Linked DNA regions of Mus musculus: region 1 is linked to region 2. Evidence: chromatin loops called from intact Hi-C (ENCODE). Cell type or tissue: left cerebral cortex. All regions are shown on one strand. Each heading gives the region's core, and the rest is flanking DNA. Links, peaks and the distances in the headings are about the cores only.

Evidence for each region. Peaks named below come from ENCODE experiments on the same cell type or tissue, not always from the same donor. Only the 100,000 strongest peaks of a DNase experiment are listed, where the experiment ranks them.
Region 1: it touches region 2 in a loop (2.7-fold over the local background); 1 of 42 quality-filtered maps calls a loop at or near these places.

The regions. Positions count from the first base shown.
Region 1 is chr9:66,931,060-66,947,473 of GRCm38, forward strand. It overlaps Rps27l (ribosomal protein S27-like), which reads left to right and starts at 15,027. Exons shown (of 4, transcript NM_026467.5): 1 at 15,027-15,121; 2 at 15,772-15,880. The coding sequence starts at 15,116. In left cerebral cortex, for the core only: a CTCF peak has its summit at 8,010 (motif pointing left); a DNase peak (open chromatin) is centred at 8,006.
Region 2 is chr9:66,506,666-66,523,079 of GRCm38, forward strand. It overlaps Fbxl22 (F-box and leucine-rich repeat protein 22), which reads right to left and starts at 7,928. Exons shown (of 2, transcript NM_175206.4): 1 at 7,554-7,928; 2 at 1,794-5,353. The coding sequence starts at 7,888. The coding sequence ends at 4,978. Usp3 (ubiquitin specific peptidase 3) reads right to left here. Exons shown (of 15, transcript NM_144937.4): 12 at 13,944-14,062; 13 at 13,608-13,721; 14 at 13,432-13,499; 15 at 7,974-11,913. The coding sequence ends at 11,748. It overlaps Herc1 (HECT and RLD domain containing E3 ubiquitin protein ligase family member 1), which reads left to right. Exons shown (of 78, transcript NM_145617.3): 78 at 1,474-2,110. The coding sequence ends at 1,659. In left cerebral cortex, for the core only: CTCF peaks have their summits at 6,717 and 7,609; DNase peaks (open chromatin) are centred at 6,703, 7,073, 7,560, 8,107 and 1 more place; H3K4me3 peaks cover 164 bases; H3K27ac peaks cover 2,111 bases.

The DNA.
Region 1 (16,414 bases), core at 6,949-9,448, 430 kb after region 2:
TCCTGGGTTCTGCTTAGTCCCTGGGCCACACCTCCTGCTGTCATCTCTACCACCAGCATATCCACACAGGGGTCAGCCCTCAGCTAAGGGCCTGAGGTCCCCAGCTACTAAACTAATGAAAACCAACATATAAAGAAGCATGTTTACCAAATATTTCAACAGTGAAAGAAGAAAAAAAAAAAAAACCCAAACTCCTCAACTCTCTTTTAGAGGCTGACATTGTCTATCTTCCTGAACCACTCTCCACCTCACATGCCAAAGCAGGGTCTCCCACTTGACCCCAGAGCTCACCTACGGGCTTCGCTAGCTATCAGCTTTCCCTGAAGATGGAGTTTCCACTTCTGGTCACTGTGTTATAGGCAAGCCACCACACCCACTTGACATTTACATGGGTGCTGGGGAGCTACGATCCCTCCTCAGGATTAGTGGGAGCCATCTCCAAACACCTAACCTTGACTCTTCAATGAGCATTTTGTATGCGGTTTTGGAAACAAGACTAATGTCATGTAATTAAGGTATTTCTGCTTTTTTCTCCTTTCCTGCTATTCTGTCTTTTGGATGAGTTATAAGTTATGTCAGAGGGTCCCATCATGCCCAGGATAATTTCCTATACTGGCATCTTAAATCCTGTAAAATGATCATCCTGATGAAACATTATTAGAGATGAATTATTTAAATTTCTTGAGTGGGTGAATTAGATTCACATTGTATCTTAAATGATTAAGATAGTGTCTAGCATATATTAAGCACACAAAGATAAAAATGTTTGTATTAATTAGAAATTATAATCTTTTGATTTGGTTTTATTAACAGATTTAAATTATGGTACTAATACACAGCAATACTAATAGTATTGCTTATCCATAAACAGTCTCCTTGATGTATTTTTGGTGGAAGACCATGAATTCTAATTAATGCCTAAAAACTCGGACTTTTATTTTTTTTTTTTTTAAAGATTTATTTATTTATTTATTATTATATGTAAGTACACTGTAGCTGTCTTCAGACACACCAGAAGAGGGAGTCAGATCTCGTTACGGATGGTTGTGAGCCACCATGTGGTTGCCGGGATTTGAACTCAGGACCTTCAGAAGAGCAGTCGGGTGCTCTTACCTGTTGAGCCATCTCACCAGCCCAAACTCGGACTTTTAGACCCTTCATTTCAGACACTTGCCCTATAATGTAGAGTTCTATATGTACTAGTACATAGGTTCATTTCTATATTTGACATTGAAACACACAGATTCAGAAAAACAGTGAGTCTGTAGATAGGTCCTATCTTCCAGCCACTACTGTTGTATTCTTTGTATTTTCTTTTCTGACATTTAAAAATTGTATTTTTCTGTTTGTTGTATATGGATGTGGGTGCACCTGTGTGTGCGTGTGCACATGGAGCTCAGAAGACAAGCTCCAGGGTCAGTCCATGGGTGCCCTCCACATTCTGTTTGAGACAGGGTTTCTCACTGGCCTGGAACTTTGCCAAGTAAGCCAGGCTGGCTGGACAGTGAGTGCCAGAGATCTGCCTGCCTCCGTCTCCCGCCACTCCATCTCTAGGATCATAAGTGTGCACTACAGTACCCAGCTTCCTATGTGGGCTCTACAGATCAAACTTGATCCTCACACCTGTGAGGCAAGTGCTTTGTCCACTGAGCCATCACTTCAGCCTGTGGTTCTCTGTGTTCGCCCATTTATTAACCCTTGTCTTAAAAGTCTTGGTTACGAGAGCTTAGTCATTCATTTTATTTATTTATTTATTCATTCATTCATTCATTCATTCATTCATTTAGGAGATAGGGCCTCACTTAATCCAGGCTGACCTCAAACTCCCCGTGTAGCCAAGGATAGCCTTGAGCTCCTGGCTGTCCTGTCTCCACCTCCCAAGTGCTAGGATTACAACATGATCCCAGTTCATGTAGTGCTGGGGATTGAACTAATATATGGCTTTGTACATATCAGTCAAGCACTCGATCAACTGAGCTATGTTCCCAGCGGAGTCTGAGTTTTAGTGTATAGCCATCTGTCTTAGTTGGAGTGTTACTGCTGTGAACAGACGACACCATGACCAAGGCAACTCTTATAAGGATAACTTTTAGTTGGGGCTGGCTTACAGGTTCAGAGATTCGGTCTATTATCATCAAGACAGGAACATGGCAGCATCCAGACAGGTATGGTGCAGGAGCAGCTAAGAGTTCTACATTTTCATATGAAGGCTGCAAGCAGAATACTGGCTTCCAGGCAGCTAGGAAGAGGGTCTTAAAGCCCATGCCCACAGTGGCACACCTACCCCAAGGCCACACCTCCAAACAGTGACACTCACTGGTCCAAACATATTCAAACCACTACACCATCTCTTGGGATCTGTGGGGAAATCAGTTCCTGGAACCCTTTCAGATTCCAAAAACTATGGATACTCAAGTCTCTCATATAAAATAGCACAGAATTTTCCTATCACTGTCTCTTGTGAACATTCAGTCATCTCTAGATTACTTATGCGTGTCCTCCTAGTCTATTGTTAAGGAGCAATGGCACGAAAGAAGTCTCTGCACGTTCAGTATAGGCACTGCTTTTTCCAAGTGTCTCTAAATGTGCCAGTTGTATCTGCAGATGTAAAACCCACAGACACAGCGAGACAACTAAGAGGGTCTGGTAATGATATTAAAGTGTTGGTAGGTGGCAGATCACTTTGTCATGGGGTCCTAACACCCTGTTTCTGTCCCAGCAGGAGAAACTCAGAGGATTATGTATTTATAATTCACTGAGAACCACTAAAAATATGACATGCCTGTTTTCAGGCAGTTCAAGGTCCACACTGATGCTCTGGGCTGCCCTGCTGCTGCTACCCCAAGCTCCTCTCCCCAGCCGAGTTCTTTAAGCTGCTTGGACTTAAGCATCGAACATTCTACAGGCCTCTTCTCGGCAAATCAGGATGAATGAGAGGAGGAATGGGGCCAGGTTTCCTGGACTAAACCCCACTTCACTTCAGCAAATCCCTGGGCCTTTCTATCTGCTTTGTCAGCTGTGAAATGAGCAGACTGATTCAGCCCTGCTTCAGAGGGCGACGAGTGGCAGGTTTAATTAATGATGATTGGGATGGGCTTTGTGATGTAAAGTTGTTCATAAACGAAAAGGAGCAGTAGTGTTATTTCACTCCAAGTCGGCTACATTTGGAGTGCATCCCGCTTATGGCTGCCACAGCTAAGCCTTCAAATCCTGTTCGCAGGGGTGCATTTCCCCGGACAGAAAGCAGGCTTGGTAATAGAGAGGCACAAACACGAAACCAGTGCACGTCTCACGTGTCTGGTTGGCAGGCAGCACCAAGATCCACTGGGTCCAGCTAGTGGCAGGTGATAGCTGTTTTTCACAACCCAAAAGAACAGTGTGCATCCATTTAGACTCCAGGCTATTCTGGAAAGCTCCCGGAGATCGAAAGCATCAGACTGGTAGACAAAGTGATCTCCATTGATCTCCCTGGCAAGTAGTCTTCTGGCTTGTTCCGGTTGGCAGCTCACGTTGATAGTATTTTTGTCTGGGTCAATTGTGTACTGAACACAGGCAACAAGGATCAGGGCCCTCGGGGGACTACTCCTGTGTCTTATGGGGATCGCATTCAGTGGAACTCATAGGGACAGAGCTATCTGGTTTACCAGAAGTCATGCTGGTCCATTTGAGTCACCCTGGGAACTGCTCATTCCTTTGACCATAATGAGAATGTTACCTCTCCCCCACAATTCATCTAACAATATCTGCAGCAGTACGTTGTAACTTCCACACATTTATTGGATTTTGGGGTTAGGATAATAAATATCTTCAGAGAGTCACATGCTGTGTGTCGGGCCCCAGTTGGCGATGCAACCGAGAGGTGACTGGAACACAAGAGCACACGCTTCATCAATGGGTCCATCCCATCCATTGATGAGTTCCTAGATGAATAGGCTGGTAGCTGGTGGGGCCATGTTGGAGTAAGTAGGTCACTGAGAAATGTCCCATATGGGTCCAGCATGTGAATGTTTGGTTCCTAGTTGATGGCAAGGCTGGAGGAGCTACATCACTGGAAGGGAGCTTTGAGAGTTTAAACCCTGACTGTGCTTCCTGTTTACTCCCTGCTTTGTATTTGATGAAGATGGGAGCACTCAGCTTCCTGATCTCACTGCTCTGCCTGATAGTCATGATGAAAACTTACTCCACTGGAACCATAAGCCAGAAGAAATTCTTTCTCCCTTAAGTTTGATTTTGGGTTATGGTGTTTTATCACAGCAAGAGAAAAGCAAATGGTACACTACGCATGCTCTCAAAAGTTGTATCTGGTCCCCAGGCCCCTTTTGACCTTCTCTGCTTCTTGGCTGCCATGAGGTGAGCCTCCTTCTCTGTCATACTCTGCCACCACCATGGTGGTCTGTCTCAACACCAGCATAAAAGCAATGGAGTCAACTGGCCATGAACTGATACCGCTAAAGCCAGGAGTTGAAATAAGCCTTTCCTCTTCTGAGGACCTTTCTTCTGGATATTTTGCCAGTGGTAAAAATCTGTCTTAGGCTTCATAAGACCTTGTCTCAAAATAAAGTGTCTAATGAGACAGTCCATGTGAAGAACTTAGCATAGTATCTAACACAAAACAATTGCATAGGAAATCTTTCTGCCTGTTTCTCTCCCTCTGCCTCCTCTTCCTCCTCACCCCTCCTCCTCTTGTCATCATTAATTACAGATTATAGGGAAAGGAGTCTCAGTTGCTTTTCAAACCTAGAAACAGGTTTTAAAAACCTGGCCCATAGCTCCTTTAATGCTGTCTTATACCTGGGGCAGGAATCCACTGGGATCAGGACCTCTAGGTTTTCTGCCTCTCACCCCTAATTTCAGATTTTATTATTTGGTTCCTTGAAGTACGATTGAACCAATTCTCACATATTCATGATAGCCCTGTGTTAAAAGGCTTTTTGCAAATGAATCGCTTGGGTTTTGTGCATATTCATTTTGTAGGTTGTAGAACCTGCTCCTGGGAACACTTAGATCTTGTCAACTGAGTTCTTAGCATGCCTGCCATTGTCATTTCAACACTTTCTTCCTTCCATGCTTCACCTCCAGATTTGATTATTCCACATGAGCACAGCCTGTTTTTTTTTTTTTTTTTTGTAGAGATTTTTAAACATAATATTTGTATCGATTATTTGGGAATATCACATAATGTTCCCTGATCACTTTTGCTTCCCAGTTTTCCAGGTCTTCCCTCTACCCCAGTGACCTTCTGCCCATCCCCTCAAACCTAAAGATTAAAAAAAAGAAAAAAGTCCATTTTGTGTTGTCCATATAGTCACTGGAGCATGTTCAAACTCCCTGTGGCCAGCCCCTTCAAGAAAAACGAATCCTTCCCCCTACTGAGCCCCCCACCATTAGCCATCAACTGTGAGGGACTGTACACCATCATCCTTATCACAATTTTTATGACTTCTCTTTAGTGGCTTCCTGTATAGGTTGTTCCTTTTATTAAGGGACAGGAGTTGTCCCAGAAGCCTTCTGTGTCTCCCTTTTTTCAACTGTGCGTCTGCAGTCGTCGATACCACTGCAGTAGAAGTTTCCTTGTCCTTCACAGTCAGCTGGAGCACAGACCACACACATCCACCTGGCCTCCAGTGTCAGCACACGCCACAGACCTCAGCATGGTCTCTGGTGGCAGTGCATGCCATGGATACCCATACAGTCCCCAGGAGCAGCCCAGTCCATGGACATCTGCATGGCTTTCAGTGATAACACGGGCCACAGACATCAACACCCCTCCCCAATCCCCGCTGCAGACCCAGACATGGGTCCCAGCAGCTGCATGGACCACAGACATCATTATGGCCTCAAGTTGTTGACATCTTTCCCCCTGAGATTATGGAGAAAATGTTTTCTATAAGAAACTATGACCAATGGGTATGGTGGCACAAGCCTTTAACCCCAGTACTTGGAGACAGAGCTGATGGATCTCTATGAGTCTGATCTCATCTACATAGCAAGCTTCAAGCCAGCCAAAGCTTCACAGTGAGAGAATGTCTTATAACAAACAAACAAACAAACTATATTCAATTAACATCCCATGTTTCAGGGAGAAGACAGAACAGCAATGGACAGTCTAGAGAGGATTTCAGTGCCACGGGAAGTCGTGACAATGCTTAGGAAGGAGTAGTACCCTGTGGGGTTCCATTGACCTATGCCTCCTTTCCCCAGGCCCCTCTACAGGAGCTACTATCACCTCAAGTATCTCTGCTGCCCTGGCCACAGATGGTTGGGGCAGACACTGTAGAGCCACACTGAGACAATGATTCTCTCTCTGCCACATTTGGAATTGGGACAGAGAACTCTGGTCAGCCACAGTTGGCCTCAGAAGTAGGACAGCATATAAAAGGGAGGTGAGGCCTTATTCAGTGCGTGCACAGGGAAGCGAGAGCAAGTGGGCTGTGGAAAGAAGAAACCAAAGTATCTGGGAGAAGAGATGAGAAACTAGGTTGCCCTGGGAGGGTAAGGGAGGCAGCCAGAGGATAGCCGTCTTCATTCCCAGTGGCCGGCCTCTCAGGATTCTGTTCCCACTCCCATGGGGCTTGGCCCTGGCACATGGCCAGTGCTCAGCTCACTTTCGGCTCAGGGCAAGTGTGAGAAGTCTCGTTTACTTGAAACTCAACAAGCCAGAGCTAAGCCCATAGGCGGGCAAGGAGAGGGGCTAAGCCAGGGATCTGCTGCATCACGCTGGCCTGGCTTGATGCCCACCCTGGGGTTTTTGTCACGATGCCTGACAGTGGCAGGCACACAGGTAATTCCTGATGGTAAGATTAGAGGTAAAAAATTATGGAACGATGCTCTCTCTTCATCTAGTCATTTCCTGGTATATTTTCTTGTGAAGTAGGGAAGTGGGTGGGATTATGATGCTACACTCAGGGTTTTGTCTAGCCTGGGATTTTTCTATAGGGCAATCTGTACCTCCACTGTACCTCCAGATGACACTGATCATGTATCTTTCAGAAACAAACAAACAAACAAACAAACAAACAAACAGACAGACACCAGCCATCAGGAACATCCAAATCCTATCCAGCTTCTCCAACAATTGATCAGGCCGAGTTCAGGGACTCTGACTCTGACATGCAGGTATGGCCCTGCCCCAGATTCAAAGGTAAGTCCTGTGTCTAGCTAAATGCTCTGAGGTACCCTATTACAGTAGTTCAGGGACACAAGCTACTGTGAATTGACTTCTTGTCTTCTGCTTTGATGACAAGAGCGAGTCCCAGTTCCCGGTCACAGAGCTTGCTTCTTGATGGTTAGGCTTTCATCCCTAACCAGGCTTCTTCTATCCTTCAAAACCAGTCCTCTGAGGCTGGAGGGATGGCCTTATCAGTTAAGGAGCGCTTGCTGCTCTTGTAGAGAACCAGATTTGGTTCCCAGCACCCATGTCTGGTAGCTCACAACCATCTGTAACTCCTGCTCCAGGGAACCTCTCTGGCCTTCAATAGTTCGATATCAGCACGATGGGATTATTTACACAACAGAAATGAGAAAAAACTATGGACCAGCACACATAGACCTTGCATGCCACAAACTCATTTGCCAAATGCCATTGCTTGAGATTATACATTATACAAAGCCTGCTCAGCTGCCCTCATTCATAACAACAGGCCTCTACTGGGTACTTGAACAAGACATCATCATAATTTGACATGTTTAGGACCCATGCTTCATGTAGAGACATTTTTGTGTAAGAGGAATTTAAGTAATTTTAATTCAGTTAACTAGTTTCAGATGAATGCAATATTTAGGAGAAGATACTAAGGGTAAATAAACTCATGATCAATTGTCTAATACACTGTATACCTTCTTCAGGAAAACCGATGGTACCCATTGACTGTGTCTGAAGGAAATTACATAGCTATGTGTGGAGTCATTAGCACAAACCAGGCAGATGGGGAAGTCTCCTGAAACAAAGATGACCTACCTCTCTCTTGGCCAGCACATGTAGGACAAGTAGCTCCTTGCGCCACCTACTGGAACTTGAAAGGACAGTCTCTTTTCTTTTGATGAAATGCGTTCTTTATACAGATGGGAAATATTCACGTTACTTAAGGTGGAGCTAATGTAAAGACATTGGATCAACAACATAAGATGTAGAGGCCTAAGTCACTTCTTCCTTCTTCAGTACTGGGACTGAGCCCCAGCTTCATGCACACTAGACAAGCACTGTGTCACAAGGTATAGCTCTAGCCCTGAAAAAGAACAAGAAATTAGTTATGAGATAGGGTCTCTGATCACTCGGGCTGGCCTTGAATTCACTCGGTATCCCATGCAACTTTGAGCTTACAATTCTTATGCCTTGGTCTCTCAAGTGGCTGAGATATAAGCCTGTACCACCAGGAGGTCCAGCTCAAGCTGAGATCTTAATTTTAAATTTATTTTTATTTGTTGTTGTTGTTGTATGTATGTATGTATGTATGTATGTATGTATGTATTTGTGTGTGTGAATGTGTGCACATGCACATGCACATGCTTGTGGAGGTCAGAGGACAACTTTGTGGAGTTGCTCCTCTCCTTCTACCTTCCAGTCCATAAACTCGGGTTGTCAGGTTTCCATCACAAGTACTTTTACGCACTGAACCATCTTACCAGTTCCCCAACTAGTTTTTCAACTATTGACAAGCATTTGGGGTGGTAGCACATGCCTTTATTCCCAGGACTCAGGAGGCAAAAGCAGATGGATCTCTGTGAGTTCCATGCCACCCTGGTCTACAGAGTGAGTTTTAGGACTGCCAGGGCTATGTAGAGACTCTCTCTCTTTCTCTCTCTCTCTCTCTCAAAAGTCAACTAGCACAATGAATTGTAGTTAGCATTTATTAAACGCTTACACTATGCACTGTTTCATCTGATGAGACACTTTATGAAATTATTTTTATTTTAGGGGACTGAGGTGACAGTGGGCAAAATTCGTGTCACTTAAGCATGAGAACCTATGATCCCCAGCACCCACATAAAAAGCCAGGCATGGTGTGTAGGCTTGTAAGCCCAGAACTGGGGAGACAGGAGGATCCCCAGAGCTCTGCAGCCAGGCATCCCAACTGACCCAGTAAAAAGACACTGTCTCAACAAACTAGATGGACAGCTGCTGAGGAACTTACACAGTTTGACCTCTGGCTTGTACACACATGCACATGTATGTGCATATACATTTTACACACATGTACACACATGTGCATATACATTGTACACACAGGCACACATATGTGCACATACTTATGTGCACCCACACATATATGCATACCTGTACACACACACACACACACACACACACACACTTCATTTTATAGTCAAGAAAACAGCTTTCAGTTAAGTCTCCATGCTCCCAAGAGAGGGGTTTACATTATCTGCCCTCTGTATGTTACAGACATTCCATTAATAGTGGAGTTTTTCGTTGTAAATAATGAAAGCACCATTCATTCTACTTAACACTTTGAGCCCTTTAGCTACAGCCTTTTGATCAGCTTTTAGCTAAGGGAAAATCGGAAAGAATTCCATTTATTTCGCTTATGCACACTTCCCAAGAGAAGAAGCCACATTCATTGTGTTGTCATCAATCCCCAAACAAGTACAGCTTATTCTCCCGGTTCTAGAAGTGAATTAACTGAAGACTACCCAGAATTCAGAGGTCTTTGGGTTTTTTTTTTTCTTCATCCAAAAAATTAAGGGAGGAATAATAAATGGCATTCACCAGGAAAGATCCAGAAAAGTTGAAACTAGAAGGATTCTAGCTGAACCACACAGCTAGTCCACAAAGAGCAGCCATCGAGTCAGCTGTGTCAAGTGGCAGGCTTTCGCAGCTCATTTCTAGCATCTGAGGAACGAACAAACCCTGACCTTTGAGTGGCATGTGGAATTTTAAGCGAAAGAATACAGACAAAGTATGCATGGGACAGCAGTGGTTATTAAAAAGTGATTAATGTAGGCAATAAGAGTCCACAAAAGGGAGAGGTTCCAGCCATTCGTTTATGCTGACCTCAGAGCATCTTTCCTATGGGCTGCAGGATCACCAGAAGCTTGGAGAGAGTGCCTTCCTATGACTCAAAGTAAGTAGCTCTGTTTCTTCCCTGGTGGCTTGGGCAGACAGAAGGTTTGCAGGCAGAGATGGCAGGGGAGATGAGGAGAAGGCCAGAGACTTGACCCTGGAAGGCTGGCAGGCTAGATTCTAGGAGATCTCATCTGGCTACTAAAGTTCCATTTGTTTGTTTATTAAGACTGGGTCTCACTTTGTAGCCCAGGCTGGCCTGGAACCCTTTCAGTAATTCTGCCACTGATTCCCAAATGCTGGAATTACAGCCACACCCATCACATCTGGCTGAGTTTATTTATATATAACATTTAAAAGAGGGGTACTGAACTTCTGGCTCTTATAAATAAGGCTGCTATGAACATAGTGGAGCATGTGTCCTTGCTATATGTTGGAAAATCTTTTGAGCCTGTGGAGGCCTGATGCCCCAGCATAGGGGAATGCTAGGGTGGTGAGGTGAGAATGTGGGGGGGGAGGGGGAACTCCCTCATAGAAGCAGGGAGGAGGGGGGATGGGATAGGGAGTTTTCTGAGGGGAAACTGGGAAGGGGGATAACATTTAAAATGTAAATAAATGAAATAACCAATAATAATAATATATAAAGACAATATAAGAAGAACTATAGAAGTACTTGAAAAAAAGAAAAAAGACCACTCACTGTTCTTGAGGTTGGAAAGTCCAACATCAAGTGCCACTTGTTTTGGATGAGGATCTGTTTGTGTCCTGAAAACTCACAGCAGTGCTTCTCACCCCTAGCTGCACATAGAAATCACCTGGAGAGGTGTTTAAAGACAGTCACGGGATCTCTCATTTAATTGTCCGGTGCCGCTGCTTTGATGCTTCTAATGTCCTATTAATGTCCAGCATCCTATGGTACAGGAGGGCAGGACTCGCTGGCATGAGAAGCAGATGCCCCTTGCAGGGGAAGGTGGATGATCTCTTGCTCCCATCAAGAGAAATATTCTTGTCCCTGGAGTAGCAAAAATCTGACATTCCCACTTTTAAGGTAAAAAAGACTCCAGAAAGAGGCAGTGTGTGGCTGGCAGTGTGGCTCAGGGAGCATGTGTTCAGCATGTGCCTGGCCCTAAGTCACACCCTCTGCGCCATACGTAGAACAAAGAATTCTGTAAGTCTAGTTAAGGCTTCTTATTTGGGGATGTTTACACACATCTCTGGAATGTGATGAGATTCAGATTCTGGCTCTGAAGATCCTCGAAACTGCCCTAAGAGTCTCTGTTTCTAAATGGTTAGTAAGTTGATGGGATGCTGCTGGTCTGCAGAGTGCAAAGGCCTGAATGGCTAAGCCCTAACAATGGTTAGCATCCTCCTGTACATTTCAAGCATAGAACAGGGAGAGCCTCAGGCCTGTCACACTCTGGGGTTCCAGGGGCAGGGTTGACATTGTTAACTGACTAGATTAAGACTGGGCAAGGACTGAAGAAATGCACTGTGGGGGTGGGTGGGGAGTGCGCTGGGGGACTGCCCACAGAGGACTGCCATGTGTGATGTTGACTGGGTAGGGTTGCAGGTTCCACCCTTAATTGCACCTTCCAGCAGGCTCCAGCCTGGATAAAAAGAGAAGCGAGATGGAGGCTGTGGCCATATGCCACTTTCCTTCTGAGTGGGTATGGCCATGCTGCCGTCATTGTCTGACAGACTCTAGAATCCTTGGCCTTTTAAGTTAGACTTAGTACATTGGACTCTCCAGGGAACTTCCAGACTTTCCAGATTGTGACTGTTAAGGCAGTGAGCTTCCTGAACCGGGAAGCCACTGGGTTCTCAGTTTCTCTAGCATGACGACAGTCATTGATGGACTATCCAGCCACTCCCTGCTCTCTGTCCCTCTCCCTTCCCCCACCCCCATTTTCCTCCTCTTCCCTTCCTTTTCTCCTCTTCTTCTCCTTCTTTCCCCACCTCTCTCTCAGCTCTATCCTTTTAGAGAACCCTAATGTTTAATAATTTTTTGAGAGGCTTTTCAAGATAGGGTTTCTTTGTGTAGTTCTGGCTATCCTGGAACTTGCTCTGTAGACCAGGCTACAAGATCCGCCTGCCTCTGTCTTCTGAATGCTGGGATTAAAGAAAGGTACCACCACCGTTGAAATTCAGATCCAAGAAAAACAGCTGAGGTGCATTTAACATACCAAAATGGACCTGGCCTTCAGGTTCTCCCAGCATCCCTCAGTCTCTCTCTCTCCCCCCACCCCCTCCCTCTCTCTCATACACACACATACACACACCTTCCCTGGCCTAATTCTTTAGGACCAGTAAGCTGCTTCCCAATAAACCTACCTTTATATATTCTAATCTGACTTGAATTGACTCATTTCAATGGAGAAATAACTTATCCACCACCATCTGGCAGAAAATCCTAATTCTTCTTCTTGCCTCACAATCTGAAATTAAACACATGTTCTAAACACTATTTATCATGTGTGCCAACACTGCATGCATGTTTATTAAAGTCAGAGGACAGCTCTAGGGAATCCAACACATGAGTTCCCTGAATCAAACTCAGGTTACCAGCTTGGTGGCAAGCACCTTGCCCTCTGAGCCATCTCACAGGTCCCACGGTTTAAATCCTGATATAGCCAAGGCCTTATCTATAAAAAGGTTCTTTATATGTTGTTTAGTTGTGAAAAGTAGCAGTAAGGGAAGAAAACAGTGAAAGTTAAGACCAGTTCCCAGGTCTTCCTTCATTCAGCTATTATTTCTGTAAGACATTACCATAAATATAGTGGTTTAAAACAATACAAATGCATAATGGTAAAGTTCTGTGTTTTGAAAGTTTGACCCAGATCTCACTGGGTTGAAACTGAGCAGCGTGGAGGAGAGCAGATTCTTTTTTTTTTTTTTTAAAGATTTATTTTTTTATATGTAAGTACACTGTAGCTGTCTTCAGACACTCCAGAAGAGGGAGTCAGATCTTGTTACGGATGGTTGTGAGCCACCATGTGGTTGCTGGGATTTGAACTCCGGACCTTCGGAAGAGCAGCCTGGAAGAGCAGTCAGGTGCTCTTACCCACTGAGCCATCTCACCAGCCCAAGAGCAGATTCTTTATGGAGATTCACTCCCTTGGTTTGCTGCTTGTACCAACCTCCCACATTCCTTGACTCGATGTCTCCTTCCTCCATCTTCAACGTCAGTAGCAATGTCTGCTGTGGTGTTAGCACACACCTGCATCCCAGCATGCTGGACACTAAGGCAGTAGAATCAGGAGTTTGAGGCTATCTGAGGCTATATAGCAAGACCCTATCTCCAAAAATCAAAACCAAAACAAACACCGCCAACCCCCACCGCCATCCCCACCCCCACCCTATTATGGTGAAGAAACTTCATGGCCAAGGCAACTTCTAGATGGAAAGGTTTATTTAGGTTTATGGTTCCAGAACAGTAAGAATCCATCACCATCATAACACGGATGTGTGGCACCAGGTAGGCATGGCAACGGGAGCAGCAAGCTGAGAGTCACATTTTAAAGGACAAGCGTGAGGCAGAGAGCAAACTGGGAATGTAACTCTTTTAACACCTCAGAGCTGGCTTCTAGGGACATATTTTCTGCAATGAGGCCACACCTCCTAAGCCTCCTAAGCCTAAACCGCACCAACTGGGTCTCAAGTGTTCAAATGGCAGAGACTAGGGCAGGCATCTCATGCAGACTGCAGCCTTAACTGTACTCGTCAAGTAACCACAGACCATGGACATTGAGACATTGGAACTTCTAGGACCATTATTTTCCCCGTACACACATAATAATTTACATAGTTATCTATATCACCATATTTAGTATTGACTTACAGTTTATTCATTTTTGGTGTTCCAGAGATGGCCCCATATGGCTGAAGATGATCTTGAATTTCCAACCCTCCTGCCTAAACCCCAAGTGCTGGATTATAATAAGTGTGCCCCATACCCCTAGATGTATCCAGTGCTGGAAATCAAACTCGGGGTTTCTTACTTACTGGGTGAGCACTCCTCCATGAGGGAATGCGGTGTTTTAATTTTCTTCTGCTTTATGCAAATTGAGTATTATACATCTTTTTTTTTTCCCCAAATTGGTAGGACAGTCTTAGGGTCAAGCTTATAAATGGTGTATGTGTGTGTGTTTAAGCCAGGGGGTCAATATCAGGTTTCTTTCTTAGGTGCCACCTACCACGTTTTCTGAGACAGAGGCATATCAAACACAGCAGCAAATGGGATTTGTTTAAAAAACTATTTCAGAGCAAAGCAAACCGGAGGTGAAGCCTATCCGGTGCAGAACTTCAAGTCTCACTCCTTAGAAGGCACAGACACAAGACTAGAAGTTTGTTTCACAACCCGTCAGTGGGATCTTTCTAGTTAAAAATTATTTATTTAGTGGTGTTAGGGATTTAACCTAAGGCTTCATGAAGGCAAGGCAAGCATGCTATTAGCTGAGCTACACCTCCAACCCCAAAATCAGATTTTTAAATTTAATTATGAGTGTGTGTGTGCGCGCGCGCGCATAGGGAGTGCAGTGCCATAGAGATCAGAAAAGACCTGCAGATCTCCCTGGAGTTGAGTTTGAGGCAGTTTCGAACCGCCCAGCTCGGTTCTGAAAACCAAACCCAGATCGTCTGCGGGAGCAGTACACAGTCTTAACCAACACACACTCTTAAGCGCTGAGCCAGCCCCCTCCCAGGCTCGCCTATGGTGTTTGTAATACAGCGAAGAACAAAGATTATTGTTCCGTGTGTCCCCCTGTCCGCTGCCCCGCACAATGAACAGGGGAGACCAGGCTAGTTGCAGCCTCGGGTCTGGTTTCCCTCTAATGCCTAATGCCCGGGCCTCCGAAGCCCGGCCTGGGTGCAGGGCGGAGTCGGAGTTTAACGCAGAAGCCATTTAAATGTCCCTCATTGGACTTGGCCCGGCGGTCAGGGCGGGAGCCGTACCACTGAGACGGGAGCCTAGAGCGGTCGCCCCCGCCTCCACTCCTCTCCACTCCTCCCCGCCGCCTCTATCCCGGAAGTTGCTGAGGGGCGCTCGAAAGCGAGCAGTTCGTCTCGGCGACCTGGAGCGGCCGCGCTTGCGGAGCCGTCACCATGCCCGTAAGTTTTTGACTTTGGGCTCGGGCTTGCTTTCCTTCAGGCTTTCTGTTAGTCTGGCGCCTCGGCAGGCGGCTAAGCCCGCGGCGTCTCTTGCTCCTGCGGGCCGAGGCATGGCGGGCTTGTTGAGACTTGTCCGGGCGACACGGCGCGGCATGGCGTGGCGGGCCCTGTCCGGGCTCGCGTGAGTGGCCAGCCCGTGGGGTGCAGCTCCCAGCTCACCATGGGCTTCAGGGTCACTAACGGGCCTCGCAGCTTCCGACACGTTCACTCCACCCCGGGCGAGCATGCCGCAGCCCTGTGCTGGCCATTGGATGTGGAGCCCCGGGGCTGAGGTCATCCCGGCCTTGTTCTGATCTGCTGCGCTGCGGCTTCGGGGAGGCCCGAGCCAGACGCTGGTTTTTACTTAGCTTTGATGGCTACCCAGCCAAACGACAAAGGGGTTCTCTCTCCCATATGCTGCCCGAGCGCTGTAAAGTGCCAGGAAAGGACTGGCAACGTGTGGGTGAAAGTGGTCCTATCTTGAAAAGTTAGGGTCTTAAGTACCCCCTCTGCGGAGTGTGCCTGTTGCTCCTGCTTTGCGTTCCTCGTGTGATTCGGGCTGCCACCCGTGTACTGTGACTCCAGTAGTAACAATATGTTTCCTTCCACAGCTGGCTAGAGATCTGTTACACCCTTCCTTGGAGGAGGAGAAGAAAAAACATAAGAAGAAACGGCTGGTTCAGAGCCCAAATTCTTACTTCATGGATGTGAAATGTCCAGGTATAAAATTTCAAATTTCCCTGTCCTAAAGGACGTTTCAGGAAAGATTCACACTTTAATAAGTCAGGATCCACTGTTGACTAGAAATGACATTACAGAATTGTCATAAGGGTCATTTTAAAGAAACATACTCAAACCTTTGTAGAAACATATGGGAGCCAGGTAAAGGATACGTTGACTTAAGTCTTTAACTTAAGATGATCATTAAGATGATGAATTTTCTTTTTTGCAATGCAAATAAAATATATGTTGATTCTTCATTCTCAAACTGCTGTCTGATGTGTTTGCTATACCATATGTGTCTGTTTAGTACTTAACATGTGGAAATGGAAACAGAATTTAAGAGTAAAACACTACACTGAAGCTATAACTTGAAACAGATGACATGTCTGTTACATGCTGAAATGTTAACGGTTCTGGAATACTAAATTTAATGTTTCACCTTAAAAAAAACAAGTGACTTCTAGAATAATTATTGTTTACAGAATTTACAGGAAATTCTGTTAAACTTAAGTTCTGTTAAAACATCACTTA
Region 2 (16,414 bases), core at 6,296-8,795:
GGAAGTGCTTCCCTGGCACTCACAACCCAGCACTGCAAGGAGAGACATTTACTATTAAATACTGTGTAGCCAGCAGTGGTACACACTGTGATCCTAGCACCTAAGGAAGGAGTTCAAGTTAGGGCCAGCCTGAGCTACATAACAGACCCTGTCTGTCTTAGCTTGGGTTTTACTTCTGTGAGCAGACACCATGACCAAGGCAACTCTTATAAGGACACCTTTTAACTGGGGCTGGCTCACAGGTTTAAAGGTTCAGTCCATCATCATCAAGGCAGGAGCATGGCAGCTTCCAGGCAGGCTTGGTGCAGATGAAGCTGAGAGTTCTACATCTTCATCTGAAGATATCTGCTAGCAGAACACTGGCTACCACATGGTTAGGAGGAGGGTCTCATTGACTACCCCCACAGTGATGCACTTTCTCTAAGAAGGCCACATGTCCTAGTAGTGCCAGTCCCTGGGCCAAGCATATTCAAATCACACTGTCTAAAAAAATAAGAATCATAATTATCATTACTGTCCTTGCAAATCGTTTGGAAAATGGTTGTTAGCAGGGTGGGTCAGAGAAGATATATAACCTGCCCTCTAAAAGAAGCCATTTTCAGCTGTGTACTTTAAAAATTCTTTTTTAAAGCCAAGCATAGTGGCATACTCTCAGTACTTAGGAGGCAGAGGCAGGTACATCTTTGTGAGTTCAAGGTCTGCCTGGTCTGCATACTGAGTACCAAGCTAGCCAGAGTTATATAGTGAGACCATGTGTTTAAAGGGGGCGGGGCTTTTTTTAATTAAAATTTAAAAAACCCTCTTTCCAAGCCGGGCAGTGGTGGGATACACCTTTAATCCCAGCATGCAGGAGACCAGAGGAAGGTGGATCTCTGTGAGTTTGAGGGGACAGCCAAAGCTATACAGAGAAACTCTGTCTTGAAAAGCCAAAAAGAAAAACAAAACAAGAAAACGCAGCTGTGTAAACACATCCTCATGATGGTTAGTTAAGTGCACACCTTGGGCTTCACTGCTTTTCCCCACCATCCGTGAACAACAGCGAGGGGCTTCAGACCACACTGCAGCAGAGAAGGGGTGAGGTGCCATGGACAGGACCCTAGCCCCTTCCACTTCACTCTCTGTGGGGATCCCCACCATGACCTCAGGCCTGCCTGCCCCTTGGTGGACAGCAGGGAGCTCTCAGCATGCTCTTCTCTCTGCCAGGTTCTGGTCTCCCAAGTAGCCCTAGTCAGGACTCCACTTTCCATTGCAGGCCATTGCAGGAAGTGGGAAGGAGGATGAAGCCCAACTGAAAGTGTCCCCAGCTGCGACAGTGGGTCCTCTGTGCTTTGTGCTGAGACCTACTCTCTGACTCCTGCAGATCAGCCAGAAGTCAGGGAGAGGCTCTCTCCTGTCTTGGGTGGTAATGAGTAGCCCCATGCTCCCTGGGATGGCAGTGCACTTGTTAACAGCTCTTGGTCTGTCTCTCCACAGCCTTATGACAGTCTGCCTACCTCACAGACCTGCTTCTTCCAGCTGCGGCTGCCCCCCTATTCCAGCCAGCTGGTCATGGCTGAGCGCTTGAGATATGCCATCAACAACTGCCGTTCAATTGACATGGACAACTACATGCTCTCAAGAAATGTGGACAATGCAGAGGGCTCTGACACTGACTACTGACTGATGAGGGTGCTGTCACCCACCTTTCTCAATAATGCTCACTTCCAATTTGATGTTGGTATACTTTTATGGTAACTACATAGATGTTTTAGGAACATAAGCTGATACAAACAGTGGCCACATTTAGTTACTTCAAATGAAACAAAGAAATTAGATGGTTTTATTTTTCTGTGATTGTACAAAACAAAGAGCAGAAACTGCTCAGTCAGGTTTTCCTCTGTATTTTTTGGTCACTGTGGATAAGTTTGCATGGAGCCATTTTGGTGTATTTTTAGTTGAGAATGATACATTTTTGTAAGCCCACCCAGTGAACATGAAATTGTACATTGTGTATAATTGTTCATTAGAAAGGACAGTTTTACATGAATATTCATATATTTATTTTGTTTTAGTTTGATTCGCCTGTGCAGGGTTCCTTATGCAGAGAAATAAAGCAGATTCAGGAATCAGAGTGGGGCCGCTGTTGTTGATCCAGGGGTGCCTAGGCTAGAAGTTGAAGCAGACATGAGCCCAAACAGAGTGAGCTTTGCAGTCTGCCAGTGTCACCTTGCTCTCTGGGCCATTCAGAAACTGGGGACAGATTTCTTCTGAAAAGGATACCTACCGAGGAGGAGCCGGGGCTCTCACACCTCCCTCCCCTTGTGCTGCTGGCATCCCGGCCTACAGCAGAGCCTCAAGCATGGCTGGTGTGAGGCAGCACCTCTGTGCCAATGTACCAAAGGACAGCAAAGGGGACAGTGGTCCAAAAGAGACAGCTGTGCACATGCATCAGTGAGTGGATGGGTGGCTGACAGTGTACATTCATACAAGGGTTAGTGTGTGGATGAGGGACTGAGACAGAGCCCCACTTGGTGTTTAACCCAGCCCTTGTGGTCAGTGGCAGTTGCTCATCTGTCCAAGAGTGCCAGCTGAGTATGCCGGGTGGTGGGAAAGAGGAGCCCCCTTGCTGTGAGGCTCCTGCTGCAGTGTACCAGAAAGCATTGGAGGTCAGTAGGCAGCTTGTCTCTTTTCCTCCCATCTAATCTGTGTCACAGGCTGCTTCCTGTGGACTCAATGAAAAGGCCATTGCTGACAGCCTGCTCAAATAAGGTACCAGGCAGAGAAACGGGAAGGCAAGTTTACCAGTGGAAAGGCGAGTGCTTGTCTTTCCAAATCTGAAGGAACATCCCTGATAAAGCTGAGAATCCAGGCATCATTTTATTGAAGTTTTCATATGGAATTGGTTCCCTAGAAAAAGATTCAAGTCTCTGGGGGGCACCGGAGACTTCTAAATAAAGATATGCCCTTAATTCTGGACTTGAGGTAGGAAGGCCCTGCTTGTGCCTCTAGGCTTTGTCCTAGTGACAAGCAGTCTGCAGGCTTCAGTTTATTGCCATTGAGAATAATGCCTTAACCGGATCTGGGCCTTTGACAGAAGATTTGCTCTGCCTGGAGACTGTGGGAGCACTCTAGTAAGATGGTGCCCGACAAACCCACTTGTCTCAGGTCTGCAGAGATGCAGATAGCATGGTGATGCTGCCTCTTAGCTGGAAACCTGCATGCTTGCTTTGAGTTTTTGTTTGTTTGTGTTTTTATTTTCCTCTTCTTGATTCTTGAAGACTAGTGTTCCTTATCTGTAGAGCAGCCAGCCATTGGGTCTCAGGGCAGGGATTTGGTTTGCCTTGTAGAGACTTGTGTATTTCCTTAATTGCTGGCCTCGTTCAGTTAACAAATACTTGCCAACTTATGTCCTTAATCAGTCTCAAGAAAACATAAACCCTCTACCTTCAAAAACCAAGCTTTTCCCAGATGTCCATGAACATGTGACCTTTGTCAGATGAAGCTCTGTGTCTGCCAAGCTCAGTATTTAGCAAAAAAGTATGTGTTGGACATTTATTGGGAGAGCAGGCAAAAAGGGGCCTGGGGACCATTTGGTCTTCCCTTTACAGATCTGGGAAATTAGAGCCCAGTTTTCTCTGGTTTTGCTGTCAGTAAAGGGTTAGTGGCTTACCCACCTTCCCTGAAGGTGGCATGTGCTTGCTGAGCTATGCCTGCCAGTGGGAACATCGTCAGCACAGTTGGAACACTCCACTGGGAGCTTTCCCAAAGATTAGAAGGCATTACACCAGGCCACGACTTGTGTACCCTGATTCTGGGTGAGGCACTGCCACAGCTCAGAACCTGGCAGCAGCAGGAAAGTCCCTCAGCAGTCCCCAGGGCCTTGGAGGCTATGCCTGCCACACGTGCCTGAATGTTGTTCAGTGGAACTTCACACACTTTCGCTGTTTGGTGGTCTGGCTCCTGCTGGCATGCGGTTACCTCCAAGGGCTCATTTTATCCTCCTCATAATCTGTCCTTTACACTTCCCTCCATCTGGTTCTCTACTCCTCTCCCTGCTTCAGCCATGCTGATCTCACTGCTGTCGCACATCCCTCGAATGCTTCCAGTATGGTGCCCTGCAGTTTCTTGGACTGTAGCACTTTCCATATGGCTTGCTTGGCTCCCTGGCTGGTTTCATGGCTCAAGTGTCAACCTTCTCCATGACATTTAGTTTGGTTATCCCCACCCACCCCACAAGCCTTCTTTTGTACCAATTATTGTCTCCCTAGAATAGGGGTTCCACGCGAACAGAACAGAAAATTGTCTTTTTCTTGTTTTCCATTTGGGCAATAAATTAAGGAACCTGTGGATAGGGATTGGGAAACCATGTCACAGAAATCTGAAAGAAAAAAAAAAAAAAAAGAATCTGGCTGCAGATAAACGAAGGAGTCTTGATTATAGATGGCAGCCAGAGAAGCCTGGCTGAGCTTCCCCACCCCCTAGCTGTGCTCATTTAACCTGCTTGCCCATCCCCTGCCTAGAGAGGGAGGCTGCTGGGTGAACTGAGAGGGCCGTGGCCACAGGGTCTTGGCAACTAAAGTGAAGTTGACCTAGAAGTCCAGACTCAGGCCAGAAAAACTAGTCTCATTTTTTGCATCAAGTAAAAATGGTTCCCTATCTAAGCACTTTTAACTATGGCTACTACTTTAAATACTGGCTTTTTAAAAGTGATGCTTTTTTTTCCCTTGTGAGAAACAGGAGAAATAATAGTAACTATCAGTCATGCAGGGACAGGAGTGAGTTTTCTAGAATGGCTTGTGCATCTCGCACGGTCTGGCAGTGAGCAGCCAGGGAGACTCTCATTTCGGGTTCTCCCCTCAGCCATTCGCAGGTTCCTCGCCAGCTTAGAAAGCAGCCCCGGCGCTACGGCGAGTCAGCGCGCCGCGACGGGGCAGACGTTTAAAGAGAAACCCAGAGTTTTACATGCATCCTCTCCTTTAATAGCGCGCGCGCGCATCCTCAGTAGGAGCCCGTGGGGTGAGGCATGCTTTGTCTCCCCGGTGCAGCCGAGAAAGCTGAGGCAGCGCACACGCGTGCGCGCGGCGGCTGATCGGGTATCATGGCCGCGCTGCGTTCGGCGCTGAGGCGCAGGTTCGGGCAGGCGGCGCGGAGGCGGAGCAGGCCGGCGGCGCTCACGTTGCGGCAGAAGTCCACGTGCAGAGTCTGCAGCGCGCGCCCGTGCGCGGCCACGGCCGCCAGCGTGCGGTTGGTAACGCGCGCGCAGTTCTCGAGGCGCAGCGTACGCAGGCGCGGGCAGCTGAGCAGCAAGCGCGCCAGGCAGTCGTCCGTGACGTGGCCGCAGCCCGACAGCGTGACGGACGTCAGGTTGGGGCACCTGTGGGGAGAGCGGGGTGACACGGGGCTGAGGCGCAGCAGAACTCCTTCACAGGAGACTGCAGCGAGTCCGAGGGGCTAGGGCTGTAGCCAGGGCCCCCGGCCCCTTCATCTACGGGGTCCATTATCAGGGGTCTTTGAAAGGGACAGCTGTGTGCCTTTGATCCTCCCCGAGGCTGGGATCCATGCGTGACAGGGACTCTGTGGGCGGAGAGGTCTCCTGGGGTAGTGGTTAGTGACTGAAAACCATAGTGTTGGGTCAGACCGTCAGCTCGGTTGCCTGCAACAGTTACTTCGGCTTTTGGGTCAGCAGCCTGAAAGCCAGGGCCGCTAGCGCCAGGCCCTGGAGTTTGTAATGTGACCGGACTATCACTGAACCAAAGTTGACTTCTGTATGGTAGAAGAGTTGGGCAGTGTGTAGCCATGCACCTGTGAGGACTGAGGTTCGGGTGAGCAGAGCCCACTACTGGCACAACCCACTTTCCTAGAGCCCAGGATGGTCACGTGGCTTCCTCCTTGGGCGGAGCCTCCAGTGGGCCTGGGCCCTGTGGTCGAGGAGCTGAATGTGGATTGGAGGGTCGGGTTCCTTTCCACACCACCCTCCGCTTAGTGCCTTGCCTGCACCTAGCTGGGGCAGCTCATCTCCCTTGTGCCTGGGAAGGTTTAAATTTAAAGTGTGCTGGACTTGGTACCATTTCACACGCCGAGCCCATGCCTCCCTCATCATGCACGCTACACCTACTACACCAGTTTTGTGAATGAGGAGACTGGCTCCCGGTGGCTCAAGTGACTTGGCAAGTTACTCGTGATGGTTATGAAGGTGCATTTAAGCCCTCAGCATATTGCCTGATCTGGCCTTAAGGTTTAGACTGAAACCCAACTAAGGCAGAAGAATTCAGAACAGCTGACTCTCTTACACCCCCAGCTCATTTTACCTTTCTCAAATTACTGTCACTCCATCCTCTGGTCCTGTGATACAGATTTTCTCATTTTGCAGAGAAAGGTATGAGGTGGGCGTTTAAACATTTGGTCTGAGGTCAGTTATACAATATCAGAACTGGAAACTCAATACCTTTGCACTTTCTTTGACACTGGGGACAGGTGCTTAGCAGATCCTGTAAAAATCGAATCTTGCTGGTTTCAGGGATTAAACCTGGTTATCTTCCAGCAAGAATGAACCACTGTGGGATTGTAACACACAAACACACACACACTCTGCCCATAACCTTGCAGCCTAGTGAAACCCATCAAAATGGCCTTGCCTGGTCTTGTCAGAGCCAAGCCCAAATCCAACTTGGGAAGAGAACAAGTGAAAGGCAGGCCCCTGTAATTACTTTCTGTGGTGAGGCCAGCCCACAGTGGTACTAACCCTAGATGGCAGCAGCTAGCAACCACCCATGCTTCTTAGCTAGCAGGGAGCTCTTTCTCCTCAGCAGCTGGCACAGCCATGTTGGCCATAGCTTCCCTGCACAGGAAGGTGTGACTGACCCATTTTGTGGCTCAGCCTGTGCAAGGGATTGGGGGGAGGAGGGAGGGATGTGTGGCATCAAAAGATCAAATAGGGGATTTTTCAGGGCATCCCCTATTACGGTTTATCTCAAATTCAAATATAACTGGGTGGTGTGTATCTTACTTGCTAAGATCTGGCAGTCCTACACTGGCACAGCACACTATGTCTCAGAGTATCCCTTATGCCCTGACAGTTGAAATCCATCCCTGAGTGCTGTGCAGGACAAGTGTGTTCCCCAGAGGAGACGCTCACTGCTACTTTGCATAGGCTTTGCTTCAGCTTACCTGAGCACCCTAGCTCTCCTTCCTTAGCAGCAGTTCTCAGGCCTCGGTAACTGCATTCTTGTTTGAGGAATGGTGTTTATTTTTGGCCAAATTAGAGGCCTGAGCCAACTGATGCCTTTGGGAGCCTGACCTTGAAAATCCAGGCTCAGCTGAACCCAACCAGGCCTTAATGGCTGCCAGTGAAGACAGCTGCTCCAAGGAGCCGCTGAACCCAGCTGAACTCAACTTCATTTGCCACAGCAGCATTTTTAGGAGCTGAGAGTGAGCCGATTTAACCCAACTCTTTGGGCACTGGTTGTCTGCCTTGGTCTCAATCTGAGCCATATTGCTCTTGGAATGTGTGCTTCCCAGCCCTCCCTGGAGCCAGGGCCAACAAAGCCACAGTGCTCAGGGGCAAGGTGGCCTACCTGTTGCACACCTGCAGGAGGAAATCATTAACCAGGCTCTCGTGCTGGCTGCAGATGCTCCTCTGGAGGGCGCTCTTGAGCCAGTCCTCGATGCTGCACACCTGCACACGGCTGGAATGCCAACAGATGGACAGGCTGCGCAGCGCAGGGCTCAGCCGGAAGTTGTCTTTCTTGAGCTCTGCGAGAGAATGGAAGTGCAGCAGGGGCCAGAGGGTGGGGTCCTCAAACACATCTCGGAGCTGGGAGCAAGTCCTGGAGAGGCTCCTCCGGCTGTCCTTGTCCAGGAAGGAGAAGAGACACAGCAGACACTCCCGATTGAGCTGGGTTATGTGCATGGTGAGTGGTGGCCGCACGTGAATGCCCAGAAAGGGTCTGACCTGCCTCCTGCTTCCTCCCCAGATCAGGACTGGTGGACATATATGGTTGAGGAATGGTGTTTATTTTTGGCCAACAACTGGTGCTGAAGCTCGGGGTGGGGAGGGCGGGTGTCAGGATCCAGACTTACTCGAAGCCATCTGTGGTTCGGCTTATGTTCAGAGGGCCTGAAAGTCCTGGCAGAAGAGCAGCCCATTGAAGTTACAAGTTTTCCTTAAAAGGGATTTCTTTTCCTCTGAGCTGATAAGTGTTGAGCACAGGGCTCTTGGCTTTTACTAAGGTGTTTTCATTGGAGGTAATTAGCGACAACAGCCCTTCCTGGGCTTGCAGCCTTTCTCCTAGCAGGACAGTGAGTATTAGCTGTTAGGTATCAGAGTGTGTCGGTGCGGCTCCTCTGCTCACCCTTGCTAGGAAGAGGTCATTTTTACCATGCCCCAAACTGTGAGTGGAATCTGAGGATCATGCTTGGTACTTTAGCTCAGGACACTAATGGCTACCTTGCAAAGATGAGCTATCTTTAAACCCCAATGGCAAGGCCCAAATGGCTCCATTTTTACCCTAAACTGTCATAAGATTCATCTGAAATGTTATTTTAAAAGCTAGCACGTGTGTGTGAGACAGACAGACTGGTGCATGTGTTCTTTTTCGTGGGTGATTTGCAGAGTTTCATTATCTGTCCTAGATAGCATTCCCCAATATGTGAGGGTGGGCAGTTTCTATTTTTGAACACTTAATTGAAGTGTAAATAACTGGAAGTGAACTGCAAGTCTGATGGGTTTCAATGCTTGCACACAGCCCCCAGCTGCCCTGCTTTTTAGGAAGCTGTGCTGCAGATCTGGAAGTATGAAGCTGCTCTAAGTGCATACAACTTGGTGGAAACCTAAGACTACTACAGCTTCCCCTGAAAGAACTCCACAGAACCCCTTAATGACTACTCCCCTTTCCTCCTGCCCATGTAGGCTACAAGACTGGCCCCTGATGGCTGTTGCTCTGCCATTTCTTCTTCCTTCCTCTCCTCCTCCTCTTTTTTTTTTTTTTTTTTTTTTTTGGCTTTTTGAGACAGGGTTTCTCTGTATATCCCTGGCTGTCCTGGAACTCACTTTGTAGACCAGGCTGGCCTCGAACTCAGAAATCCGCCTGCCTCTGCCTCCTGAGTGCTGGAACTAAAGGCGAGCGCCACCACTGCCCGGCTTGCTCTGCCTGGAAACAATCCACAGAAGAGCCCAGCTGGTGAGGCGGGACTAGGATGTGATTCGTCTGCAGCCAGAATGAATGGTAACGTGCACAATGACATCTTGGCATCATACAGACTACTAAGTCTTAATGGCCAATGATCTTGGCATGGCCACCACTCCCTTGAGGGCTACTGCCCAGTGGTGACAGTCACACACACATGTGCCTCCTCTTTCCTGTGCTGTGGCATCTTCTCGGGGCTGTCAGAAGACCCATGCTCTGGAAACAGTTCCTACCTGAGCCTTTCCAAAGCCTGGGCAAGAGGTGACTTCAGCAGTTGGAGGACCATGAGAGAGTTTAGGGGACGGTAGAGGTTACAATGGGTTAAACATATAAAGTAAACCAAAGAAGTGAAATAAATCTGAGCAGGTACCACAGGTGTGACACACGACACTCAACCAGGGCCAGCGCATATGACTGGTTTAATTACATCATCTGCCACTACACACTGAGTAGAATACAGTGGATAAGCTTAGAGTTCTCCACCATGGAGAGACTTGTGTTGCCACAAACTGTTTCTATCCCCACCTGTGTGGGAGGACTTGGAGTTTCCTGTTGCCATGGGCTGACAGGACAGGATATGCATGAGGCCCTGCCTCAGCATACGCTCTGAGCAAAAGTTGCATGCAGGTTAGAACACACGTGGGAAAGCCCTAGACAGTACAGAGAGAAGCCTGTAACCGGTGCAGTAAGGCTAGATTTAAAACAAATAGGCACATGTACTTCATCATGGGTGTTCAGATGGGCACTGCATATGGGTGCAGTCACTTTCTCAAAGAGTCTTCATGGTGTCACTCAGCCATTGCTGCTTAAGTAAAACCAAGCAATAAAGCTGCTACAAAAATTCCAGAGATGATTCATTCCCTTGTATGCCAAAGTGTTGCCTAATGACCACTCTCCCCACAGAGCGGCCCAGTCTGCTGCTGCTGCTCCACCTGGCTTGACAGTGCCAGCTCTGTGTGCGTACTGTGTAAGTCATTACAGTTGCCCAGTCAGAGGCAAAGATATAAATGCCAGAGGAGCCTGGATTAGTGGGAGCTGTGTGCAACGTTAGATGAGACTCATTTAGGCTTAGCTGTGATGTTATCACAGTTCTGATATATTAGAGCAAATCATTCGACCCTCGATCTGTGGCTCAAACCAGCAGAACTAGAGCTGCACATGCCTCTACCTCATGGAACTCAGCACACTTCCTCTTCCTGCACTAAATCTAAGTTGTAGTGCTTACACATGTCACAGCTTTGTTGTTCTGCATAAAATTTAGACCTGTGTTGTGCAAGAGAACCCTATGGAAAGGTACTTGCCCTGCACTGTCCTGTACCCAGCCCTGACATAACTAGTGTGACCAAGGACACACTAGTCATACGGTCATTGTACTGAGGGATTCAAGTTAGTGTATTAAGGTACTGATCCAGAATGTAATTTCTGTTCTGAGGGAATGAAGATTTCTGTAGCTAATATTAATGTGGAATTGAGCCACGTCTCCATCAACTTCACTGGACAAGGAAAGCTACCAAACTTACTTGTAATAGAAAAAATATTAGTAAAAAGTCTGCATGAAGTGCATTTTGTCCCTCGAGGAGGTGGATGTGGAACAGGCTGTGTTGGAGTTGTACACTCTGACTTAAAGGTTTCAATACCTGCAAACCGAATCACTGGCCTCCAGCATTTGCCACTAGCTGCCTTCTTTAAATGGTCCAAATAGTGCTTCTAACCTATTTCTGTGAACAGTATTTTTTAAGCTACTGAATTTAATAAAAACTATTCTTGTTCAGAGACATATACTTTCACCTGGTTCTGCTTCAGGCAGGGAGTGAATTAAAACCCAGAGCTTCTATGACTCCACTTCTGCCTGGAAGTCAGGTCTGGGGGGTAAGACCTCACCTCTGATGGTCAGACAGATCCACCCACAGGACATACCTCTACCATGCAGCTGAATCGCAGGGCTTTTAAACACGTATTTGCACTTGTCAGTGTTCCTAGCCTGTCTGCCCCCAAGAAAATATTAAAAGAAGACCAGAGACAAGAAATGGAGCAGTTCTGGAACTCTAGCACAGGTGCAACGGGACTGGCAGAGTTATTTAATGCTGAGGCACAGCAACCCTGAGACACAGCAGTGGTGACGGCCTGGTCTGCAGTCGGAAGGAATTCCTGAGCAGTCACTGTGAAACCGGTGGGCCACAGACCTGCACACACGATCCTCACGATGGAGTCGCTGACCTGGCTGCTATGAAGACAGCAGTCAGGGTGGCTCTCAGCATGTGAGTATAGAGCAAATGCAAATGTGCCTCGGTGAGAACTGAAAACATTAATATAAAAAGTCAAACAGAACTAAGTTCTGGAAACTACATATAAAAATTGAATTATTACAACTAAAGCAGCCAATCAAAATGCCTGCTGAGGTTTTCTGGTAGAACAACAACAAAAATTAGTTGGTGCTCATGTTGGGTAAGTCACTACCACTGACCAAACTAAACCCCAAACTGGAAATTGAAAAGTGCATACTGAAATTTGACTCTTGGATCAAGTATTTATGGAAAATGGAAATGTTGTCCGGTGTAGTTGATGACTCATGGTCAGGAGGTATTACAGTTTTTCTGCTCCAGCTCTGGCCTGACGCTCCACATAAAACAGAATGTAGGCCTTTGCCTTCCCAACGGTCTCCTCATCAGTCACTGTCACAGTGCTGTCATTGAAATGGAACCAGCGGCCTTCGTGAACTGCATATGCTGTGTAATGTCCAGAACCAACCCTGTAAAGAAAAGGCAAAAAGTTAAAAAAAAAAAAAAAAAAAAAAAAGACTATAGAGTAAAATAGTAAACACAAAAAGGTCTGGTGTTGCATGCCTTTAATCCTAGCACTTGGGAGACAGAGAAAGCTGGATCTCTGTGAGTTTGAGGGCAGCCTACTCTACATGGTAAGTTCTAGGGCTACATAGTGAGACTCTGTCTCAAACGATGAGAAAAGTCTACAGAAGTCACAGAAGGATCTTTACAGCTGAGCAGTGTTAAAGGTCATCAATTTTCATAAGCACAGTAATTAGAGAATAAATCCTAAAGATCTCTAATTTGAGATGCTTAGTTGAGCTCTTATGTTTACCTTCCTCTAAACCCAGACAAGGAATATATTGACACTGGGAAACAATACACCAACTGACCACAAAAATGAATTTCGAGAACAAAGAAGATGGCACTGAGCCAGTACAGAAGCTAGGGAGCTGTGGACATGCTTGTAAGCATTTGAAAGCATAAGCGGAAGCCTCTTGTCTAGTGAGACGAGAGCAGGTGCCCTGGAGACCTCTACAGCTGCTACAAAGATCCTTAGCATAGTCTTGTTCTCCCATGTACTGTGAAGAAAACAGCGGTGGGGGTGAGGCTATATGAGGCAGTCACCGTGGAATCCATGCAGAGAGGACACAAAACTGTCCAGTGCCAGCAATGTCAGGAAGACACTGCAACAACCCAGCTATAAAACAAGAGTAGGAAGTCAAGGGGGAAAAGGATAATTATTGCCAAATACAAAGTTGCCAGAGGACTGGCAGGAAGGATCAGACAGACTGGAAGACAACTCAGCAAAATCTCTATCTTTAGCAGGGATTCCAGGAATAAAAAGTGAGGCAGAATATAAAAATATTTCCATTAGTAAAGACACTAAGAGTGTCTCTTAACTACTAATGTGGAATATACCTGATTTTTCTTATGTCTATGGAAATCCTACAAACTTAGAAGCAACAGGATGCTTATAAAGGAGGAGGACTCAGCCTCCTGCCAGACTCACAGTTTTGACAAGCTGATGGAGCCACGTCTGCAGTGAGGGAAGGAACTGTGACATGGGTGGTGGCCTGCCCGAGGACACTGGTCCAAGTTTGAAAGTAAAATAATGATTCTTTACCAGACCAGAAATGAAAAGGGCACCCAAAGTACAGCTCAAACTTCCAGGATGGAAAAAAAATCGGATGTTATTTGGCAAAACTAAAAACTAATCTTTAAAAGTAGATGACATGGTACGTTAGTTCAAATATTACCACCTCTTCAATTTGAACTGGCATAAGGAACTGATTTGTAGTGGTACATAGAAAAAGATGGAGCATTCCTGACTCTCCTTCCTTATGTTCCTCATGCTTCACAGCATCCTCGCAGCATCCTGCACCCCTATAATGACCCAGAATCCATTTTTAAGGAGTACTGGGACAATTGGTGTGTAACTAGAAATTGCACACCATCTTGTATGGCTACCAAGTCCTCCCAACTCCAATAAGCTGACAACTCACCCAGAGCCATGGTGTACAACCACAGCAGCGAGGTCATACAGGCAACTGTCTGGACCACTGTTCTCCGGCTACAGAAAAAAAAAAAGAGGGTACCCCAAGGGCTCAGTTAGGAGCAGTTGTCAAGGGCAGCCCAGTGCCTACTTCTCTGTGAAGATTTCCTCCCCTGGCTTCCTTACCTCTAGTAGGTAGCACTTCATGTCCAGGCCTCTCAGTGGGAATTGAACGTATGTATCGACTTTGTTTCTTAAATATGCTGTCCAGTGAAACCTTTTCAGGTGCAAGCACAGTGCCTGGTGACAGAGTGGGGTGGAGACTGAGAACCGACTCCAAGGTGACTCACCTTTCAGTGCCTACCCAGAACTACAGGCTCAGGACATTAGGTGCCCCAGATTCTCTTCTGATGACACCGCTCTCTTCCTGTGTACCTTATAAATCATCAAGAGGTTTCAGTTTTGACTGCAAACCTCACAGACCAATCCAGAACTGCACCTTATCTGAAACACATCACTGACCTTGGGAAGTTTTTGAATCCAAAACTTCTTTGTGGACTTTTGTTTCTTTTTGCACTTATGGCACATATACAACTCTGTCTCATCAAGTTCCTCTAGGTCAGTGAAGCTGCGAAGGCAATCTGTGAAAAGATTGGGGGTTGACAGCATTACAGTGAGGTGGCTTTTATAGGGCACTGTGAGGAAAAAGACTACTTTGAAGTAAAATGACCCAGGTCAATTCTAAAATGAACATTGACGTGGTGGCGCACGCCTTTAATCCCAGCACTGGGGAGGCAGAGGCAGGCGGATTTCTGAGTTCGAGGCCAGCCTGGTCTACAAAGTGAGTTCCAGGACAGCCAGGGCTACACAAAGAAACTCTGTCTCGAAAAACCAAAAAAAAAAAAAAGAGTGTAGACAGTTAATCTCTGTCCTTTGTTCCCTAGATAAGGCAGAGCTTCTATATTTCTTTTAAAGATATTAATTAATCTGTTGTTTGGTAAACTGGCCAGCCACCTAGCTCTGTAGGTGAGGCTCTGTTCATACACCGTCTGGCTGCTTTTATACCGCAAGAGAAGACGAAAGACCTCTGTGCTCACTGGGCCTGTACAGCAAATGTTTCTGAACTCCTGCTACGGTTAGTAACGTAGAATCTGTCTATGAAAGATACATATTCTGTGTGGAAAAATACAAATGTTTCTGTACCCAACTCTCAAAACAAGAAACTGACTCTAATACTTGAGAAACCTGAGTCTACACCATGTCTGGTAGAGCTGTGGAGTGGAGACCCCTGCAGGAGCTTCGTCAGATCCAGGTTATTAACTTTCTCAGATTCTTCCTGATCGTGGACCCCAGCTGCTGTGTATTTAATCTCTTTTTTGGGGGGGGGGGGTTCGAGACAGAGTTTCTCTGTGTAGCCCTGGCTGCCCTGGAACTCACTTTGTAGACCAGGCTGGCCTCGAACTCAGAAATCCACCTGCCTCTGCCTTCCAAGTACTGGGATTAAAGGCGTGCACCACCACTGCGGGTCTCTTTACTCATTTTTATAAACTGTGCATTCTTAAAACAGTGGGCTTCCTTGGTAACTTGGGTAGCAAGTGAACTTGGCTAGGCAAGGAAAAGCAAGGATTTCACTGCTCTCTGGAGTTTCAGGTTAGTTAGCCTTGGTCTCCCTGCTCTAGGGCCCCTAAGGGGAAAATCAGTCAGGGCAATGTCTAGCTGAGCTTAGGTGTGGCCTGATACTTGATGGGCCACCATGGATCCTAGACCCATGCATTTGTCACTGTGCTTTTGCTCCATGATACCAACACCTTCGAGCCACATATAGACTCCCGCTCAGCTTCACTTCCTCCTCTAAACCTTTCTCAGCTTTCTCTTCTTTCCTCAGCTTGATCTAATGGAGCCTATTTATCCCAGTGGTCCTCAAGGCATACTATTTCAACCTTACCCTTACTAGAGCAAGTCTCAGCTACTAAACCCAGTCTTATAAGTAATATAGAGGATGCTGTATCCTCAGGGTCTCTCTAGTTCCACTCACTGTAACCACAGAGATCAAGGGCTACAATGCAGATTGCCTGGCACTATGACACCCTTTAGATGGTCACTATGGTGCTCTCAAGTTCTGAAACTAACCATGGGTGTTTTCACCACCCAGTGTATGCTGCATCACTGTAAAAGGCTGGTTGTGGCAGGGTTTAGAGGATATGGGAAAGTGGCCATGGGATGAGGAAAACTACAGTTTTCATACTCAGCATTGCTGTTTAACACTCAGACTAGGAGAAAAGAACTCAGCATGATAAAAAGCCAGATAAACATGCTCTGTTCAGTCAGAGCAATGAGGCAAGAAGTAGAAATAAACAATCTAAAATGGAAAGGAAAAATTAAAATCTGTAAATAGAGTGATTTTATATGTAGAAAATCCATGAGTCTAATCAAGAAGTTAAAGTACATGGTCAGAAAGACAACATTAGCAGGCTGCCACTTGCTTCCAAAACTTGAGAGTCAATGCAATTCCAACGGAATTTCCAGCAAGGGGTCTGTGAGAAGCTGTACTGACAGCTCACAGCGTCCAGCACATCAGCAAGAGGAAAGCTGACCCCACCCAACTGCCCTATAAAATTAGTCAACAAAATGGTGAGGAATCAAAGACCAGAAACAGCCCTCATAAGTGGTTCACACTTGACAAAGAGCAGAGGCAGCGAAGCTTTGAGGAAGCAGTACTGGAACATGTGGATAGCCATGTTCCAAACAACTCAGATGGGTCAAAGATGTCATTACAAAACATGGACTCTTCAAAGATGGCACAGAACCAGTTTAGATGGCTCTTTAGATGGCAGTGGCTGCAATACCAAAGGCAGGGCCCAGGAAAGCACTTACAAAATAGATGGTATGCAAAAGATACTGTTAGAATTGAAAAGACAAGATACCAAGTCACTCACAAACACGAGTGCACTTCCATACACTAACAGTGCTTCAGCCATAAAGGACACAAGATG